Regions from separate parts of the Homo sapiens genome. Here regions 1, 2 and 4 are each linked to region 3. Evidence: chromatin loops called from intact Hi-C (ENCODE). Cell type or tissue: PC-3. All regions are shown on one strand. Region 1 has its middle 25 kb from the start of CETN3. Region 2 has its middle 23 kb from the start of CETN3. Region 3 overlaps LINC01339 (long intergenic non-protein coding RNA 1339). Region 4 overlaps LINC02161 (long intergenic non-protein coding RNA 2161).

Region 1 (5,000 bases), 170 kb before region 3:
CATGGGCAACATGACAAAACTCCATCTCTACAAAAAAATACAAAAATTAGCCGAGTGTGGTGTTGCATGCCTGTAGTCCCAGCTATTCTGGTAGCTGAGGCAGAGGGATCACTTGAGCCTGGGAGGTAGAGGTTGCAGTGAGCCATGATGGTGTCACTAAACTCTAGCCCGAGTGACAGAGTGAGACACTGTCAAAAAAAAAAAAAAAAAAAGATATACAAAGATGGTCATTTGATCGCCTATCCAGATCAAGAGGGAAGGGGAAATATCAGGGATCGTTTTTTGTAGAAGATGATAACAATTTGAATTCCTTAATGAAAACTAGGAGCTTTCTAGATGAAAAAAGGTGGGAGTCAGGCAATGGCAGTGAATGATGAGAAAATGTACCATACATTAGGCACTAAATCTTATGTCTGGGTGTGGAAGTTGAAGGTAAAGTACAGTGCAGATAGGATGGGTAAATAAGCAGGACCAGGTTATGAGGAGTCTTGTGTCCTAAAGAGTTTTAACTTTACCCAGAAATAAATGGTGAATCATTGAAGTATTTGAGGTAGAGTTTGACCTTGTCAGAATTGGGTTTTAGAAAAAAGCATTCTGATACTACTGAATGAATGGGTTGGGTGATTCAAGAAAGGGAGAGTAACAGGAAGGTCAGGCAGGTAGAAAGTTGATATGATACTTAAAGCAAGGAATGTGAAAGCCTACCTTAAGGTAGTGTTGCTGGAGTGGAGAAGAGAGAAAGGAGAGATGCTAAAGTGATTAAACTGATGATACATGGAGAAAAAGGTGGGGTCGGTTGGGTAGCGGGGTGAAGAGAAGAAGGTAGAGTGAAGGATGACTCCCAGGTTTCTGGGTTGATTCTACTCATCTCATCTCTTTAGTGATAGTGTTTCCTCTTTTTAATTGGGAAGACCTTCCCTTTGCCATCTTTGTGCCAAGCACTTTGTACTTTAAGTAGCTGTATCATTTGTTGAGTGCTTACTATGTTCCAGGCATTACTATGATAAATACATTATCTCACTATAGAAGATGCTGTCAATGCCCTATCCATATCCCCTTGGCCCCATCTAGGAGTCACCTGCAGCCTTAGTGGATGGTTCCTATAAAAACAAAGCTTTCTACTTCAAGTCATGGATTTTCTGTGAGAGGGCTTTCTCTGTGTTCTGGACTATACCTGACCTGTGCTCAGGGGAGGCCAGAAGTGTCTGGGACGCTTGCCCAGGAGAAATTCTCAACCAGCGAGGAATGGGAAGTTAAGGATAACTACCCTTCCCAGCTTCCTAGCCCTGTGATGAAGAATCCCTGGTAGGATTTGGCCTCTTCTTCACCCAGGGGGTATGTGCTTGTTAACTGAGCCATTATTGGCTTTTCTCCTTGTCTCACATCATCACACTCTCACCTCCCAAATAAACTACTTGCACTCAAATTTTCATCTCAGATTGTGCTTTTGGGGAAACCTAAATTAAGGTACTCGATGCTCATTGCAACCCAATGAGGATGGTAAGAACTATTCCTGTCACCATTTTATATGTGTGTAAACTTATGCTTGGAGAGGTTAAATCAATTATCCCTATCACTTAGCTGGTAAATGCTAAAACCTGGATTCAAATCCAAAGGCTGTGATCTTAACACTAGGCTATATTGCCAGTCCTGAATTCCAAGATGCAAACTAGGCATCACTAGCTGTGGATTGAAAGCCAGAGGAAGCCTGCTTCAGTGCCTTTTAGGCAGCACTGAAACTGACTACTCTTTTCAGATTTCAATTCTTATTATTACAAATGCTGAGCCTGAGACTCGTCTGCCAGCACATCTTCCCTTTCCTCATGCCCACTTTAGTTGGTTAAAAATTCACTGTGTAGTTTCTTCCCCTTTTCTGAGCCTGGTAGTAATATAGAATTTAGAAGCTGGCCAGGTCATTTTTGAAGAAGGTCAGATGTAGTCACATAATGGCAAAAAGTGGTATGATGCATCAACCATTCTTAATTCTTTTTTCTACTTGTCAGATTTGCCTGCAGTACTTTCTTGGTTCAGTTCCTGGTTAAGAATTTGAAGTGAAATTGAATGATGAAAGGAAAAGGGCAATTGCTACTTGAGGTCAAGAAAAATAATGTGTCCAGAACCCAGCAGCAGCTCAGACTTTTCTCTCCTTGTCTACAATGTAAATGATTCATGTTGAAGGGAAGTACAGAGGAGAACCATGGAAAGCGGAAGATTTAATGTCAATTCCTTCATGAACTAGCGATGTGACATTAAGCAAATCACCTAACTTCTAAAGATCGTGCCTGGGCAGAGTAGTTTATGCCTATAATATGAACACTTAGAGAGGCCGAGGCAGGAGGATCACTTAAGGCCAGGGGTTCAAGACTAGCCTGGGCAACATAGAAAGACCCCACCTCTACAAAAAATTGTAAAAAAAGATCTTGGTTGTCATCTGAAAGAATAATTTCAAGTATGGATGGTCTGAAAGAATAATTTCAAGTAAGTTCTTTTCTAGTTTAAACATTTCTGTGGTTCTATCAAGCCCTGAGTTACAGTTGCCTAGATGAAGGAACCTCAGCTTCGAGTACACTGGTCCACTTCCCACTCTCTGCACATATTTGCACCTTCCTAAGTTTATGCTTTTTCCTGTGATTTTCCTTCCATATGTAATGGTTTGTCTTCTCTTATAAAATTTCAATTCAACTTTTATAATTTTTTGTCTTAATGATTGCAGAAATAATTGTGCCCTCCTCTGAAACCCTAAGCGTTTATTATCACACCACTTATCATATGGCACTTAGCATTTATAGCACAAGAAAACTCTGCAAGAGACATTATAGTAGGCATGGAGTACAGGATTAATTGCCAGAGAAGTGGTTTGGAGCGTAGTTCTCAACATGTGGTGGTCAAATCACATTGAGTTTCTAAGACTGTACTCCTTTCTCTCTCACTGATCACACCCATGCCACCATGTCATAACACTCCAGGATGAATACAATTAGTATATAAATGAATTCAAATACCTATGTAGGCCGTAATGCGTAAAGTGAAGCAGTACATTTGCAATAATGAGTGGAGGAACTCCCACAGAAAGGAGAGCGTAAGTCCCACCTAAAGGGGGCAGCAGTGCCTTGGCTGTGAGGTGGTACAGCACCCATGTGGATAGATTCTCAGTTCTTAAAGAAAAGTCAGAAATCTAAAGTCTTTGTTCCTGATTTTTAAATGTTAGCAACAAAATGAAACATTTTAAGCATACTTTCCATACATTTTATTTAGCTTGTAGGTGACCCCTGGTCTCTGGTCCACAAGTTTTCCTCAGCAAATTGCAGTCTGGCTTTTCCAGTGAGATTGCTTTTCCAAAAGTTATCCTACACCAGCTTTGTGACCCAAGGCAGATAATTTAACTTGTTTGAGTATCAGAGCTTTCTTGCCTATGATATCAACCTCATAGGATGTATGTGAACAGTAAATGAGAAAAATCCTGTAAAACACAGTACATAGAAGTTAACACAAAGTACTCCACGAATGTTTGTTCCTGCTCTGCTGCAACCATACTGCAATCTGGCCTTCTGTATCAACATGGCATACCTTTAAATACCTTTGTGCCATCTCTCCTTCTGCCAGTGCACACTCTTCTCCCCTCAGCCTCCGAGTTTTAACTTCTTGAGTAATGTGCCGTCTCAAGTTGAGTATAAATTTCTTGATAGTAAAGATTACTCGAGTTCTTCCCCTCCCCCATTTAAAAAACGGTTTTATGCTGGAAATTTTCAATCACGTACAATGTAGAGAGAACAGTATAATCAACCCTTGCATACTGACCCATCCTCAACAATTTTCTTTCTTTTCTTTTTTTTTCTTTTTGAGACAGAGTTTCACTCTTGTTGCCCAGGCTGGACTGCAACGGCTTGATCTCAGCTCACTGCAACCTTCGCCTCCAGGGTTCAAGCAATTCTCCTGCTTCGGCCTCCCCAGTAGGTGGGACTACAGGTGTCTACCACCACGCCCAGTTAATTTTTGTATTTTTAGTAGAGATGGGGTTTCACCATGTCAGTCAGGCTGTTCTTGAACTCCTGACCTCAGGTGATCTACCCGCCTCGGCCTCCCAAAGTGCTGGGATTACAGGCATGAGCCACCATGCCTGGCCCCTGAACAATTTTCAATGCATGGCCGATTTGGTTTCATCTACACCCTCACTAACCAATTCCCCCTGACACTGCATTATTTTGAAGCCTGCTAAAGACATCACATCATCTCACTTGTAAATACTTCAATAGTTAAACAGCTTTTTAAGGAATGTGTGAGAAAGAAAATAATGCTGTGGAAAGATTATTAATGATGATGGGGAGGTAGAGGGCAAGCAGGAGAGACTGACTAGTAATATGTATCCTACAAAGATGAGGGTTCTTTTCTTTCCAAGATTTAAAAATTTAAAAATTCTGCATAAGCCAGTACTACACAGCTTGAACAAAATATGTGGGCACATTCTGGCCATCAGGCCATAAGTATGCAAGCTTTGCTATAAATAATAAATGGGGAAAGGGGCAATCAGCAAGGGATAGACTCATAATAGCGTCAGTTTAAAGGAAGGAATTCAGTCTCCAATTGCCAGGTAAACTTGTGAGTTTTAAAATGGTTTCCACCTTAGAGTTCTCACAATTAGAAAAAAATTTTAGAATACGTTTTGCATAAGTCTTGGTTGATAATAGAAATGCTGTGACTATTTTTAATTAATTCATTCTGGCTGCCAATACCAACATTTCACAAAATGTGCTTTTGCTGAGGTTACCAATTTTGTCAAGCCCAGCTGAGTTGACCAGTTTCTCCTATATGGTTTTCAGCATGACCGGTTTTCTCCTGTTTTTTTTTTTTTCTTCTACATTGATCATACCACTTAACAAACTGCTAGCTTTGGTCTTGAACTCTCTCTCTCTCTCTCTCTCTATATATATATACACATATATATACACATATATATACACACATATATACACATATATATACACATATATACACATATATAC
Region 2 (5,000 bases), 120 kb before region 3:
AGGGCGATCATTTTCACTGTATGGTGTTACCTAGACTGCCTATCCCCAGGGTCTTCCAAAAGTCCATGTACGTTTGACAGCATGGAAACGTGTACTGTTGTAGAGCATAAATACTAGAGACTTATTGATGGAAGCCTATTTCTGATACGTAGCTTTTTAAAGACCACTCAATATACATAAACTAAATGTTAAGTGACAAAAATATTTTCAAATTATATTTCCTACCATTTAGGACCTCCTTAAATTTAACAGCAGGTTAAAGGTTTGGGGTTGGCTTATTTTTTAAGAAAATATACATTTTGATTGTTTTGAAAGTTTATACATTTAAGGTTTCTACCAAACAGGTAGATATAACCATACTTTCAGCAAGATTACATTTTCCTTTTTCTATTAAGATTTAAAATGTTCCATTAAATCTGAGTAGCTAGCCAAAACTGAGCTTTCCAGGAGACTTTCTATACCAGTCTTGCTGGGAGATAATTGTTGCTAATCTAAGTCCAAGGGATAGTGGGATGTTTTTCAACACTGGCAATAAAAACAAAATAACTCTTTCAAAGAGGGAGAAGCAAGATTTGGATTCTAAGAATTTTCCTTGTGAAAGAAAACTTTGTTTATATCTAATTGGTTGATTTCACTACTGTAGCAAAGATACAAGAAAAAAAACTGGGAAAGATTTTTAAAAACTAGAAAATTAACAGTCTATTTCATGTCGTTTGGGGAAAAATTAAATGACATTATGTTTGTGAAAATGTTTTGTGAATTGCAAAGTTATATTAAAATTAATTGTTATAGTTATGCTTCTTCTGTAGTTTGAATTATTGGCCTATGGGCCCAAGTGCTTATAGTTCTACAATCTGATCCTGGAAGTTCTGGGGTCTTGAGGGCCTCTAAGGAGCTGTTGGTTGTACCCAAACCTAGCTAGCTAGGATACTGCTTGGGGGTAAATTCTAAACTCAGATTAGTTTCTTTGGAGTATTCATAAACAGGTGAGCAAGGCAGTGTTCAGTCCATTTGGAGGAAATGTATTCTTAGGGAGCATGGATAAAATATATGCTATTAACATTTGGTTGAAATCAGCTTAAAAATCATGGTTTATAGTTCTACCTAAGTTATATTAAAGTCAAAGGTTTTTAAAAATTATTTTCAAAAAGCTAAACTTGATTGCTGGCAGCTATTAGGGTCTAAAGAGTTAATTCATGTGAAAAAGAGATAGAAAAGGCAAATCTTTTTAAAAGAGTTCTTAGTTTCTATTTTATTTATACTTTATGTAACATCTTTTTTTTTTCCAAAAAAGGATTGTAGCACACTTCTCCAACACAAATTCAGTAAGATTATTAAATTAGAAATAACAGATCACAAACTATATAGAAATAAGAAGAGACAAATGCAGTCAACTTCAGTTATTTGGGGTCAGATGGAGGAGTGTTCAGATCAACCATATTAAACATAGCAGAGACCTGGACAAGGCTCATCTCCCAACCAAGTAATTGCTGCTGTTTACCACTTTTGCTCTCACCTTCTCCCCCTTGTCTCCCACGAGATTAGAGAAGTGCTGAGTTAACGAGAGGCATGTCTGGTTAAAGTAGGGTTGAGAACCCAAAGGAGACCTTCCCAGCACTACAGGGGAGGGAAAACGCTAGACATCTGCTGTACTTTAATATTGTTAGTCTACAGACCAGTCAAATTGCTCCTATATAATCAAGAAATTTGTTCTAGGAACCCAGGATGAAATAAAAGGTGCATGAGGGCCTAGAGGTAAAGGAGAGCTTAATTTAGAATACAGCTTACAGTATGGATGTAGAGGTTTTCTGAAGTGTAAATTAATTCACATACTCTTTATTGGTTCAATGACATACTCCATATACTACTTACTTACTGAAAAAAATCAAGAAACATGAAATTAAAGAGATTAAGATTGCTGTAGTGTTTGACCATCTAAAAACATTGCTCAGGATTCTGATGAATTCAGTGTTGAGGAATACACCATCCATATCAATAGCTGCTTAGTTGTTCTTAAGCCTCAGGGAAACCAGAGATTTAGGGCTTATGTAGGGGAAATGTACAGGAGTCACAGGGAAATGGTGAGCGGCAGTGGGACGCTGATGCCAGAGAAAGGACTCATGGAGTGGTTATTGACCTATAGGTTCAAGAGATTTGCAGCTCTATAATCGGATCTTGGATGTTCTGGGATCTCCGGGACCTCTACAGTGTGGGAAACAGTTACAAAAAGATAGTATCATCTAAATTTCAGTTTTTGCCCCAGGCTGACACTGCTGGAACTTTCATTTTCAAGAGAGTATGGAATGAAATCTGGGTTCCATATTGTTCCAAGTTGATTATGCTTCTGGGTGGGCATCCACTGGTAGAACTGAATGGGAACACATGGTTCTGGTCTCACTTTAAGAACTCCTGTTTTATTCATGCATAGAAGTTGACACACTTTTTCCTTCCATTATATATCACTTGTTAAGGTATCACCTCATGTAACCCAACAATGAAGGGTGTATGTATCTCATGGTATTTCCATATGGTAATTGTCTTGTGAGTCTTCAATGAACAACGATTGTTCTTTCCCAGCTAAGGAGACATTTGCCTTGTATACAGGAATATATATATAGACCAATAAGAGGAATCATTAACTAGACTCTTATAATCTATGAATGTGATTTTTAAAAGCTTCATTATTTTGCATATTTAATTTTGTTAGTCTCTATCAACTAAGACTTTATGTTTTGGGGAATGTTCTTTCTAGGCAGAAGGGTTTGATTCCTGCAATTATGAATGTTACTAGGTACAAATTCACCTGCAGAAGGGATGACAGTCAATTCACAGGCCTTCTAAACTCCTTCTTTATTCATTTATTCAAGGAAGAATGGCACTTAATTACTCAAATTAAGATAGTGACTTGGAAAGAGAAAAATAGAACAAAATATATTTTCAATCTCCACCAGGGGGACCTATTGCTGCAACAAAAAAATGAATCTGAGGAAGAACATTTGTTTTACACAACAGTTACATGATATTATAGTTTTATTTTTTAAGTGTATACACCTATTTGAAAAAAAGTGCTTTTTATATTCCACATAATGGTATTTCTTGTGGTATAATTTTATTTTTACATTATATCTAGTAATTAAAATAGAAAAATAAACAAAATATGAGGTTTTCTTGATTTGTTAGTTAAGCTTTTTAAAAGTAGAATAAACTATTAAGTGAAAATATAAATTCAGTCTTTATTTGAGAAGAATTTCTGTTTAATATATCTACAAGATTACCTAAAGAAAGCAGAGAAAACTCTTTTTCATGAAAACATATCTTCCTAAATTTTGCGAATTCAGTATGTCTTATCCCCTACTCCACTGGCTTTTGTCTGGGATTTAAAGGCTTATAGTTTTTATGAAACATTTTCATACTATACTATTTATAATTACAAAATAGGTAAGTTCTATAATCACAAAGTTAGTAAATCTATCCTTTTGCCTCACTTCTAGTTGTGAGACATTCTATTTTCTGCTTTGAGATTATGCATGCTTTCTTAGCATCAAGTGCTATTTTATTTATTTATAGTCATATATATCTTAATATTCCTTATTTTTTACGGTTCAAATATTCTCTTTCTGAGAGCTGTATAATTTTCTAAATTCTAGATGTTTTTATCTGACTTATATGACTACCTCCTTTCTGAGTTCATTGATTAGAAGTGATTTATATTAATGGGTGTCAGTGGTGAAGAAAGTTTACCAACACTGTGGGACAGATATTACCATGTCCATTTCTCAGATCAGGAAATTGACGCTGAGAATGATTACGTTACTCAGTTAATGTAATGTTTTCTACCATATGATTCTAAGCCCAATATTATTAAACACACAGTTAATTTTAACACATCTCAGATATGAGCAAGCTATTGTTCTTGACATACTTCCTCAACCTAGACCAGATTAGTGAACTCATAATTTGAGTGTTAATGGGCCTTCTATCCCAGACATATTCTTCTGCGTGATAAATTCCTTGTTCTAAATAACTTATTTGGATAATTTTCCTTGTCCTGAATAAACACCAACCTACATAATACCATACTTTAGATGTAGCAAGAGATTTTTAAATATATATACTGCAATTATACATTTGGCCAAGCAAGGTTGTAATGATGCCTTTGAACTTTTGGTTACATGTACACACACATACAAACATAAACACACACACTACTTTTTTCTCCAAATAAAATTATTAACTCTACCTTATGAAGAACTGAATAAAGTTCAATAATAATGAAATAAAAATTTACATTAGACATATGAAATCACTCATATTAATGAAATGCAAAATTAAAGTACACCGAGGTACCACTTTTACTTATTCAATTATTTTTGTAATATACTCTGTTAAATGCAAGGAGGAGGGGAAATAAACCAGAATCCTTTCACTGCTGGCATTACAAATTGGTACAACTCCCACAGAGGGCAATTGGTAACATTACAAATAACTACACCACATGATCTAACAGATCTCTTGGAATTTAGCCTATGGATATACTTGTACACATGCAAAATTGTTTATGTTTAAGACTATTCATTATAGGTTTTTTATAGCGAAAATTGGAAACAAATCAAATGTCCCTTGTTGGGAGGCTAAATAATTGGAATACTATACAGCTGTTAAAAAGAATGAGCAAGAGGTCTATACTGATATGCAAAGAGCTTCAAGCAATATTAGATGAAAATGGCAAAATGCAGAACAGTCTTATAGTAATCTATTTGTGTAAAAAAGGAGGAATAAGAATATATATTTATATTTCATTTTATATACATAAAGAAACTCTTGAAGAACACATAGAGAACTAATAAAAGTGATTACCTGCTTGGGATTGGAGGCAAAGAGGCAACTGGTGACAGACAGGGGTAGGAAAGACACTTATTTTCTTTTGCTAGAATATTCTACCTATATTTTAAAAAGTGTGTGTGAGAGAGAATGAGAGAGAGGGAAAGAGAAAATGTGTA
Region 3 (5,000 bases):
CAATAAAAATGGGAGAAAAAACACAAGAACATCAAGGTTTATGTATATAATTAAAATCTTTTTTCACCATCAGTCATTTTCATTTTCCAAATTGATACTATTTTTAAAAAATTAAATATGTATATATATATTTGTATTTTGACGATCATCTTCATCACGGTCATTCTTTGAACCAGGAAAAAATGAAATTATATTACAACTGTGCGACCAGACTGCTGAACAGGTTTGTTGAATTCTGTGTTGTGGGCTTAAGAACCAGCACGTGCCCTGGCGAAGTTCCTCTTGAACATGCTCCTGTTCTTCTGAGTCGGTGATTCAGGCACGGATGAGTTCAAGTTCGTTTACACAGGGGCTCTTTCTTTCTGGCTCTTAGTATGTAAATTTGTGAATACTATATAGACAATGATGAATGGTACCTTGATTAATTAAGTCTGTGAATGCTATTTTATTTTAGAGACTAAAAGGGTAAACTTCTATGTTGTCTAAATGTTGTTGGCTAGTGGGGGAAGGGACCAGAAAACAAGGCCATCTTTCCTATATTTGGCTTCTAACTACACTCTGTTATGATTTAAAAAAACTGAAGCTCAGACATTATTTTATTTTTAGTGCCCCCAGATGCCTTAATCAGGGTGCCTTTTTGTTATTGTTTTTCTGCAAACTTCCAGACTTTTCATAATGTATTACCCGAACCCTCTATTAGAGAGATGACAACAAAGTAATGTGGCAAGTATTAGCCTGAGTTTGCTTTCTTCATCAAGAGAAAAGCTATTAGAAATAAAATGCCAGCAGTTTTTTCAAAAACTGGTTTAGAGACCGATAGTTCTCAAAGCATGGTCCCTGGACAAGCAAGCATAACATTGCCTAGAACTTGATAAAAATGCAAATCAGTAGGGCCTACTGAAGCCCTACGGAATCAGGAACCCTGGAAATATGCTCAGCAATCTGTGTTTTTACAGGCCCTCTGGGCTTGTGAGCTCAAGTTTGGGAAAGGATGTCTAGAGAGCAGGGTTCTTGTTTCAGTTCTGCCATTTTCTAACCATTAGGTCTTGGTAAATTCACTTAACTTTTCTGAACCTTTGGTTCTCCCATCCATAAAGTGGGAGATGATCAACAATGGCTCTTCCAGTTCTAACATTCTGTAAATCTGGGATTCTAATTACTTGGTGAAAGAAAATTCATTAGGGAAAAACAATGCCTAGACATCTGGCTACAGTGATAAATCTGATATTGCTCAGTTATATACAACTTCCACATGTTTAATGTACAGTACAGTGATCCTTCTCAATCCTCATTAATTCTGTGTCTTCCTTGTAGCTGTTACTGTAAAATAAAATGAGCCTGCTAAATAACTCAAGACCACTTCAATTGCAAATAAGTAGAATAGATAACAGTGATCTTACTTTTAATTGCTGAAGATGATATAAAGCATCAGTGATATTATAAAGTGTAATTCAAAAGTACACAACTTTCATTAGAAGACCTTCCTCCCAAATTCATCATAAGCCGAAATAATGCTCAGAAAGTATGTAATTAAGTCTATAAGCAGTAATAGAGTGATGTGACCCCTTTTTACATTCAGTAACATATTTAAAGTTAAAAAATGATAAACATAAATTTTACTAAAGATCTGCTGAAACACACTTCTAGTACTCTGATGGAGATTAGTTGGCTCAAATGGCCAAAGGGCAAATCTTTTACTGTAAGATTTTCTATTCTCCTAAAAGTAACTTTCGAAGTGCAACATGTTTTTCAATTCATTCAGAGGTATGTTACATGGTTTGGGAAGCTATAGCTTTACTGAAAAATGCTATATGTATGTTTTTGTTAGTATTAGATGTGAACATGAATATTTAGATCATATAAACTGGGATGCAGGTCTGCTCTAAGTGGCTATGAACCCTGGGTACTGAGAAGTGCAGGTGCTGACATCTTGTGTATTTTTGTAATGTTAATACTGCAGACAAATTAACCTTCTTCATCCCATTATTGTACTAATCTGAGTCATTATTTAAATGTAAAAAACATGCCAATTTTTAAAAGACACACCAATGATAAATCTGCTTTGACTAATGTGAAGTAACTGGACAGAAGATTCCTGATGTTAAAGAGAAAAATGCACACACAACACACCACACACATGTGACATGGGTATGATCTGACTTTCCTTGTCTGGGTCTGTTCATAATTTCATTCAATAGAGTTGAATACAATATACACTTGGTTGCTTTGTTTAAAAGCCTCTAGCCGTGTATGTTCTTGCTTTTTTCTTATACAATAGAATGCTAGTAATTGTAAGCTTGTTTATGATATTGTGGAAGCAATATGAATATGATAGTTTTTATTATTTTTGTAGCTTATATTCTTGGTTTATATAAATCAGGCAGCTATTTTAAAAAATATATTTGCAAGTGAGGTCTTGAAGAAGCTTCATATAAAATTATATGATGCATTTCAATTGAGGGTGACTCTTCAGTATTTTGAAGACAGTTATCATGTACTGTCACTTATAATAAATAATTGCAAATTGTTTTCTTTTGGCTTTAGGTGGACACCGAAATTCTTTGCCTGAAAACCTTTTAAAAATATGAAAACAAGACAAAAAATGGCTGGGTTTTCTTTTAGAGTGGCAATGTCATTTGTCCAGAAGGGGGAGCTCTCAGTCCGCATGCAGCGGAGCAAGGCAGACAGTCTGGTATCTTATCTGCTGCTTGGGAAATTGTCTGACAGGAAAATATCAACACAAACCATGCGATTTGCCGCTGGAGCACGCTGGACCTCATCTGCTTAAAAAGATGCACGGATATAGTCATCACAGTTCATAATTTAATAAACTGCTAAAAAAACCACACATTTTCATTTTAGCGACTTTGGTCTCACAACTAAATTCACATTGCTACAAAGACATTTGAATTTTGCACTAATATGTCATGAGCACTGCACCCATTGCAAATTAATGAGTCTCTGAATAGCACTGTGCATTTGTCATTTGAATTTATGCTAATGCAGTGAGGTCTCCTGGTGATGCTGATAGTCCATAGCAGCTGCTTGAACCACAAAATATATCGGCACTTCCCTTCTACTTTATATTGCTACCTCCTTTTTTGGCTTTTCTGGCCTGTCACTTAGGCAGAAATTCTGTAACTGGTTATTGATAGGGCTGCTAATTATCTGTGACTTTACACTATTGGCCTAACCCCCAACACTGAGAAGAAGTAATGGATCAGTGTTGAGAGAATTATGTACATCACATAGAGACAGTCTCAGACCAGGAGGTCAGGAGGAGTTCACTGAGAACCAATGGTATTTATAAAGGATGTTATATGTAAATTGGCAATATTTTTTCAGTGATATCATGTCATTTATATCAATAAATCAATCTAAGAAAGTGACTGTAATTTTTGTAACCGTAATGAACAGCATTTATATGTGTGTGCAAAAATAGAAGGGGGTCCTTTCATTTTTTTCCTTTTCTAGTCACATTGCAATCTGAAAAAATGATCATCAGGGATGCAGAGTCTTCATTATGGTTCTACAAACTGCCTGTTGGTCAAAGAGATGGGGTAACAAAGAATCCAGTGATGGGATTATTGGAGTAAGGGGAGGGAGAAGCGCAAATAACTATTTTTATGGGACAAGTTCATGACAAAGGGGTCCCAGTGTCTGTTGTTGTTTTCTTTCCCAAGTCTTAATTGTGAAATCAAATTTTTTTCTTAGATTAGTGCTTCCATTTGACATGCTTCTAGAAGTAAGAATGAGGTATGTAGAATTTATCCTAATGGATTCAGGAAATCAAATTTGGTGTTTAGAAATAAGGCAAAAATTAAGCAGAAAATTAAAAGCTAAAAACAAAAGTATACATCTGGATTATACATCTTATAGAAAACTGTTCCTGATTTTAAGAAATGCTTTTTCACCTAGGGCCAAATTTTTTTCTTTCAAATAAAAAATTTTAAAAGAGATAAACAAATATACATTCTGGTTAAAATGTAGCATGGTTAGCATTAATTTCCTAGGTTGTAAATGAAGCGGAGAAAAGAAAGAGTCAATTCCTGAAATACTTTGAGGAGAAAAACACATTCCAAGACTGATGTGTATAATTGTTAGTGATGTCAGGAAGTACAGAGTGTAAAAGTCAAAATGACCTGTTTATCTCCAGTAGTGCCCAAGAGCAAAAAGACTCATTTCTGAACAATGAAACTCACAAAAGAAAGAGGATTTTTTATCCTGACTCTACAGCCTAGTAAGCTGCTCAGAGCACAAGCAGAAGATGCAAACATTCCTTTTTATCTCTACCTGTTGGCCTCAACCTAAGGGTTAAAGGGCCACTCTAGAGAAAGAAACTTGACTGGGAAGGCAGCAAATAGATTCTTTACTACAGCTCCTCCGTTTTCCATCAAGGAGAGGAGACGTTTTCACTCTTCTTGGAAAAACTTTGAAATGTAAACTGTTTCGATTGATGGCTCCTTCTGGCCCTGGCAACTCTTTTTGGTAGCTGGTGCTCTTTCTGTAATACTTGTTAAAAACGACTCCGTAGCAAAGATGTTGTTTTTTATATGATTTTTTTTTAAGTCAGCGCATGTGTGCGTACAGACAGGCTCTCATCTTGCACGGCGGAGACTGGCAGGTGAACACCTACTCCTGTTGCCCTTATTCATTTGCAATACTTTATAAGATTAGTCTCTTTGAAAGCTGTTTTCAGTCTAAACTGTCAATCCTCTTCGAATGTGGTCCCTCTCACTGTGAATGACTTCTTAGAACTTGTGAGAACACTGTGGCCTGAAAGTCCCTTCCTAGCCCAGAGAGTCCTCCATGCGTCACTGATAACTTGCCCCTAAACTTTCTACAGTAAGGTTGCCTGGGGACAGCTTTAAAGAACCAGATACGCAGCTAAGGTATCATATGTTTAGAGCAGTCTTTATGTACACAATTTCTGCCACTACCCACATGATTTTAATCATACTATCTTAGGGTAGAAATTTCATTTTCATTCAGTTATCTAT
Region 4 (5,000 bases), 530 kb after region 3:
TAGATAATGCACTCTACTCAAAGCCCACTTCATTTTATACACACTACTAAATACATTAAATACATATATAGAAGCTGATATCCTTAGATCATATTCTCTGTCTATTTAGTCTCTTTGAACCCTTCAAATTCATTTTTTTTTCCTGCCAGTGCTAACTAGAGACTATATGATGTGTTGTATTCATTTGGAACAAAAACCTTTATAAAAACAATAATAGGATAGAAAGCATCAACAAAACCTCTACTATTTCAGTCTTTACCATCTCCAGCTCTGACATTTGGACTTGAAATTTAGAGATAATCTATTAAACTGCAGTGAGAATTGTTTATCAATTCACCAAAAGACTTTCATTCAGAGGAATCCAGGTTCCCATTTTCATAGCAAGTTTATAACTCAACATAAATGTCAAGGCTTAAAGAATATTGAAACACAGCATGGATATTTATTTGAAGAAAATCATTTGATAAATTTCAGAATGTGGAGTTTAGTTTATTTTTTAAAGAACCTGTCAAAGTATATTGTTGGGTTAACTAAATAATACAGTTTTCCTGTGGTAGGTTGCTACGTTCACCACAGTTATAATGTGCCTTTCTGTCTACCTTCATTCCATATGTATGGTAGCAGATGCTTGCATGGCTATTTGTTCATTCTTATTGATGTGCTTTTGAAAACCCAGTGAGAAAGAATGCCTTCACAGCGGATGCCCTCCTACCTACATTCAATACACATTACCCATTTCTAGCAGCTTAGCTATATCTCACTGAAACTACCCATGGTTCAAACATGCTCTTTCTCATAGCACAAACTAGTGCTTTGGCAGATGCTACCTGTATTCCTAATCACTGATGATGCCAATTGTAGAGACATAACTGGAGATCATTAACCATTTGATGTGGATTTTAAAAATCAGCTTTTCTTCAAACATTCTGTTAAAATAAAAATTGGAGTGTTTTTCCTCTTGTCATTGTTTTCTTTATTCTTTGTTAGAATATTACTAATAGTAAAAAAAACTTGTTGAATTACCGATTTATGTAAACTGTGCTAAAAGCTTTATATGTTAATTTCACTTGATCCTCAAAACAACCTTACAAAGCAGAAGACGTGCTATTTTTATGCCCTCATTACTGGTAAGAAATATAAGGCACAGAGAAGTTAAGTAACTAAGGCCAAGTAACTAGTAATATTAGAGTTGGGATTCCAATCCAGGCAGCCTCATTTCTCATCTTGCCCTGCTAACTGCTGTGCTTACACAGCATTAGACCAAGAGAGGAAGGCACCAGCACTAGACGGAATTATTTAAAGGTCTTTCTTTCTGATTTTTTTTTGGCATTGATTATAATCAATGTTAATCTAAAATTTCCCCAAATAATATAATATTATATTTTAATATTAATTAGAGAGCCAAACTACTAAGACTTACTAGTCATAGACTATTACCATGTAGAGGGACTTGTGCCATTATTCCATCCTACTACACATTATATGAACTGGGAATCTGTGATCTTTGAAGAAAAGTTATTTTTCTCAACTCCTATACCTAGTTAGAATCAGAGTCAGGGTGTTAATGAATTGGATTTCTTTCTTAGCTGTAAAAATAAGACAAATTCTAGGGCAATTTTACTATCTTTTTCCTTTAGGGGATTTTTTTTAAACCTAAGTACATTGTATTTAGCTGATGTTTACTATATGTACACATGAAAACTTAGAGTGCATACATGCATACATACATAAGTATTTAATTAAATTCCAACTACTTCCAAAAATGTTTTGAAGCAGTTAGATCACCATTGTGGGTATATGAGAAAAGATTCGCTCATAGCAAAAGTGTAAATAACTTGCTGATAGCTAAAAGATTACATTGATGAGCAATGATTTTTTTGGTAGATGGAAATCCTAAACTTTTTCTGATTCCATTGGAAAATACCAAAGAAGGAATTTCAGTAATGCATTTTGAAAATATTATTTGAGAAAATATGTATGAATTTGTTACACTGTGTGTTCTATGGGCAGAATTTTACCACTTAAATACTTCACACTTTTATGCAGAGGCCAATTCTACATCCAACAGTTTAGATCAGAAATGATTAAGAAAAAAAATTTTTCTGAGAGATTCATGAGTGTAGAAAGGAGCTGCAGATATTTTTGACAAAAGAGTTAAATTTCTTTGAGCTCTGTACAAAGAGAGAAGGAGCAATGACAAAAATGTCTTTATAGGATTTTTCAACACTCTTCGTGCCAGGTGTAGAATACTTTCAGCTGTTCCATCTACTCCTTTGATTCACTTGGAATCTGGCTATATGACATCAAAAAAAGCTTTTAATCTAGACATGTGTCCATTAGTTTTTCTCCTTATGGAACAGGAGAATTTACACTTTATTTGGCAATTACATTGAGGATTTCCAAGAAACATTTTTATGTTTCTGTTATCACATTTTAGTGTTCTTTAGGTAATCAAATATCACCTTGATCCCAGCAATTTATATTATTTTCCAAAAAACAGGCGTCGTGGGGATCCCTCATGTATCCTGCATTCGCCTCTTAGAATAGTTTTCTTCCATTTTTCAGCGTAAATGACTATTGTCTTTGTTCAGTCGTAGAACAACATATATCCCACACTATATACTCAATAAATACTCCTAAAACTAATGAGCTTTGTCTTTTTTTAAGTCAGTGTTGAATTATTTCATTTAGTCAACAATTTGCTTCATTTTGAGTGAAAATCAACAATTATTTTGATCACTCATTATGCATTTAGTCTTTGCATGTGCTCCATTCTGCATATTAATAGAAGATGATCCTCATTGTAATACTTGTTTTAATATTCTCAACTGTCATAACCATTATCATCAGAGGAGTCACAGCAATATTATTTAGAGATGTACACTAGAGGGTGGTGTTTTACCTGGACACTAGACCTCTCAATGCATTGGCTTTGAGGAAGAATGGAAATTTTTTCCAGGAAATGTTCCCCATGTTTAATGTTATATAATTCTCAGCACATATGCCCCATTAACAAAGTTGATAAACCCTAGGGAATGGAAGCAGAGTCTGAGTCACTTGGCGGCCTTGCTATCTGGTTTCTTCAACACATTCCTGTAGGTGTTTGGTTTTTCTGAGCTCCACATGCAGAGTGTCACTTGAAAACCAAAACTGATCACTAGGTGAGAATATATTTGACTCCTTCTAACTACAAGCAATTAGAAATCAAGTGAGGCAAATAGTGAACCTGAGCAAAGCTCTTAAATTAACCACTTCAATTTTAACAACCTCTGAGCCAAACATGAGTACTTCCATGCCTGACCTGAAAAGAAGAACAGAAATGATCAATGGTGGTGAGAAAAGTTATCTCAGGAAGAGCTCTTTTTTTTCTGTGTGTTTCTTCTGCTTTTTACGTAGTGCTAAAAAATAAAAATAGAAATAAAAGCTTCTAATCTAGTGCAGCCTGACATTCATAATATCTTGCAAGGGATGATCAAAATGTTGCTACACTTGTTCCCCCCTCAATAAACATTTTTATGTTAATAACAGGTTATGGCTTGGATTTAACTCATTTTGCTTCTAGCTGGTGCTCTCATTTGTGTGTTTTTCTCAATTGACTCTTACGATTTTGGTTTAATTGTTGCTCAAATCATGAGTTCTATTGTGGTTTCTTATGACAAATGTTCCAAATTTTAATTGACTTTTACCTGGACATGTGAATAACATCATGAAAGGGGGAAAATCCTCAAATTTATTGCTCTCAAATTTCCCTCCAGGAGAAAATTATTCTCCCTGCTCTGGCCAGTGGAAATTTGCTTATAATGCAAGCAAGTCTTGATCTGATGTTGCCGGTTTTCAGACCTATATTCTTTATTATTCTTCACCATCATCTGATTTGGAAAGACTGCTGGAATCAAGATCTGCTGGAATAAATTTTTAAAAACACTATTTCATATGATCAAATTAAAGTTGAATTGACTGGTTCCTATTAAAGTTAAGCCCCGTCTAATACAGTCAAACTCTCTATTGAAGCTAGGTACACGCTTTCCTTCAAATGTTCCTTAGCATTTGGCTCTGCTGTTTCTATGTTCCCCTTTCTTCAGTGATACGATAACATTGCAATAATACTTAAACGCTGACACAACAGAAAACCTTGCCAGTTTGGCTCCCAACCTTGGCAAGCTTTTTGTTATAGTTGCAACCCAGCTTACTCCTTGAATTGCACAAAACTTTCTTAGCTCCTCCACAGCATGTCGTGTACAGGGGACTAAAGAGGAAAAGTAAGAGAGATGCTAATTTTAGACAGAGAATAGTAAATAGGACAACAAATAAAAGCTCTGTTTTGGCACATTGGAACTTTCTTTTTTCCCTTTTAAATGTGTGATTCCTTTTCCCAAATGTTGCACTAGATTTATTTTTAAAGGTGTCATCTATTTCCATTCCAGTGCTATGTCATCTATAATTTAAATTTATGAGATAAATCTTGAGGTTCACCAGTGAAGCAGCTGGAAAATTCTAGCCACTTTGCCATTGAAAATGCAGATTTGCTGAAGGTTTTTGTGTCTGACAAGCCCCATTGAAAGTACCTCACTCCCTTTCCTGACAAGCATCCATCAACATGTAATATTTATTCCTCTGTTTTAGTTTCACTACAAATAATTGGCGGTCCCTCAGCAAGAAGACAGTTTCCTGCTGAGGCAGTACCACCTGTACAGCTTCACTGAGCCGAGAACAAATGCTCTGAAAAGAGAGCTTTCCTAGAACTGATGGATAAAATGAATGAGGGATATTTACTGAAATGAGGGAAAACTGAATTTGCTCCTTTAGTTATGTCATTATTGTGACTTCTGCAATCCTCCTTCTATCACCATCAGAATGGCAATGAAGCATTCATAAATACATTTTACTGCTGACAAGAAAAATATTCTTGTTGACTTATCTTCAACCCCTCTATTTCTCCACCTCTCTCTCTCTCTCTAAATCTTTAACTTCACAATGATTACCTTCGCCAGACTCAATCT

The links. Hi-C counts contacts between places; a loop is a spot of excess contacts. Peaks named below come from ENCODE experiments on the same cell type or tissue, not always from the same donor. Only the 100,000 strongest peaks of a DNase experiment are listed, where the experiment ranks them.
Region 1: a loop joins it to region 3, with 5 times the contacts of the local background. A loop is called at or near these places in 9 of 110 quality-filtered maps.
Region 2: it touches region 3 in a loop (6-fold over the local background); 14 of 110 quality-filtered maps call a loop at or near these places.
Region 4: it touches region 3 in a loop (7-fold over the local background); 7 of 110 quality-filtered maps call a loop at or near these places.

What each region holds. Positions count from the first base shown.
Region 1 is chr5:90,432,410-90,437,409 of GRCh38, reverse strand. No RefSeq gene overlaps it. Among named protein-coding and RNA genes, the nearest start is that of CETN3, 25 kb to the right of the region's middle. RefSeq lists a silencer at 3,080-3,169. In PC-3, a CTCF peak has its summit at 3,089 (motif pointing right); a DNase peak (open chromatin) is centred at 3,099.
Region 2 is chr5:90,384,259-90,389,258 of GRCh38, reverse strand. No RefSeq gene overlaps it. Among named protein-coding and RNA genes, the nearest start is that of CETN3, 23 kb to the left of the region's middle. In PC-3, a CTCF peak has its summit at 2,950 (motif pointing right); no DNase peak of the experiment used is centred here.
Region 3 is chr5:90,263,111-90,268,110 of GRCh38, reverse strand. The region is part of intron 1 of LINC01339 (long intergenic non-protein coding RNA 1339); the gene reads left to right. Among named protein-coding and RNA genes, the nearest start is that of LINC01339, 24 kb to the left of the region's middle. In PC-3, a CTCF peak has its summit at 2,638 (motif pointing right); a DNase peak (open chromatin) is centred at 2,670.
Region 4 is chr5:89,728,115-89,733,114 of GRCh38, reverse strand. All of the region lies in intron 1 of LINC02161 (long intergenic non-protein coding RNA 2161), which reads right to left. Among named protein-coding and RNA genes, the nearest start is that of LINC02161, 150 kb to the right of the region's middle. In PC-3, CTCF peaks have their summits at 2,699 and 2,898 (motif pointing right); a DNase peak (open chromatin) is centred at 2,934.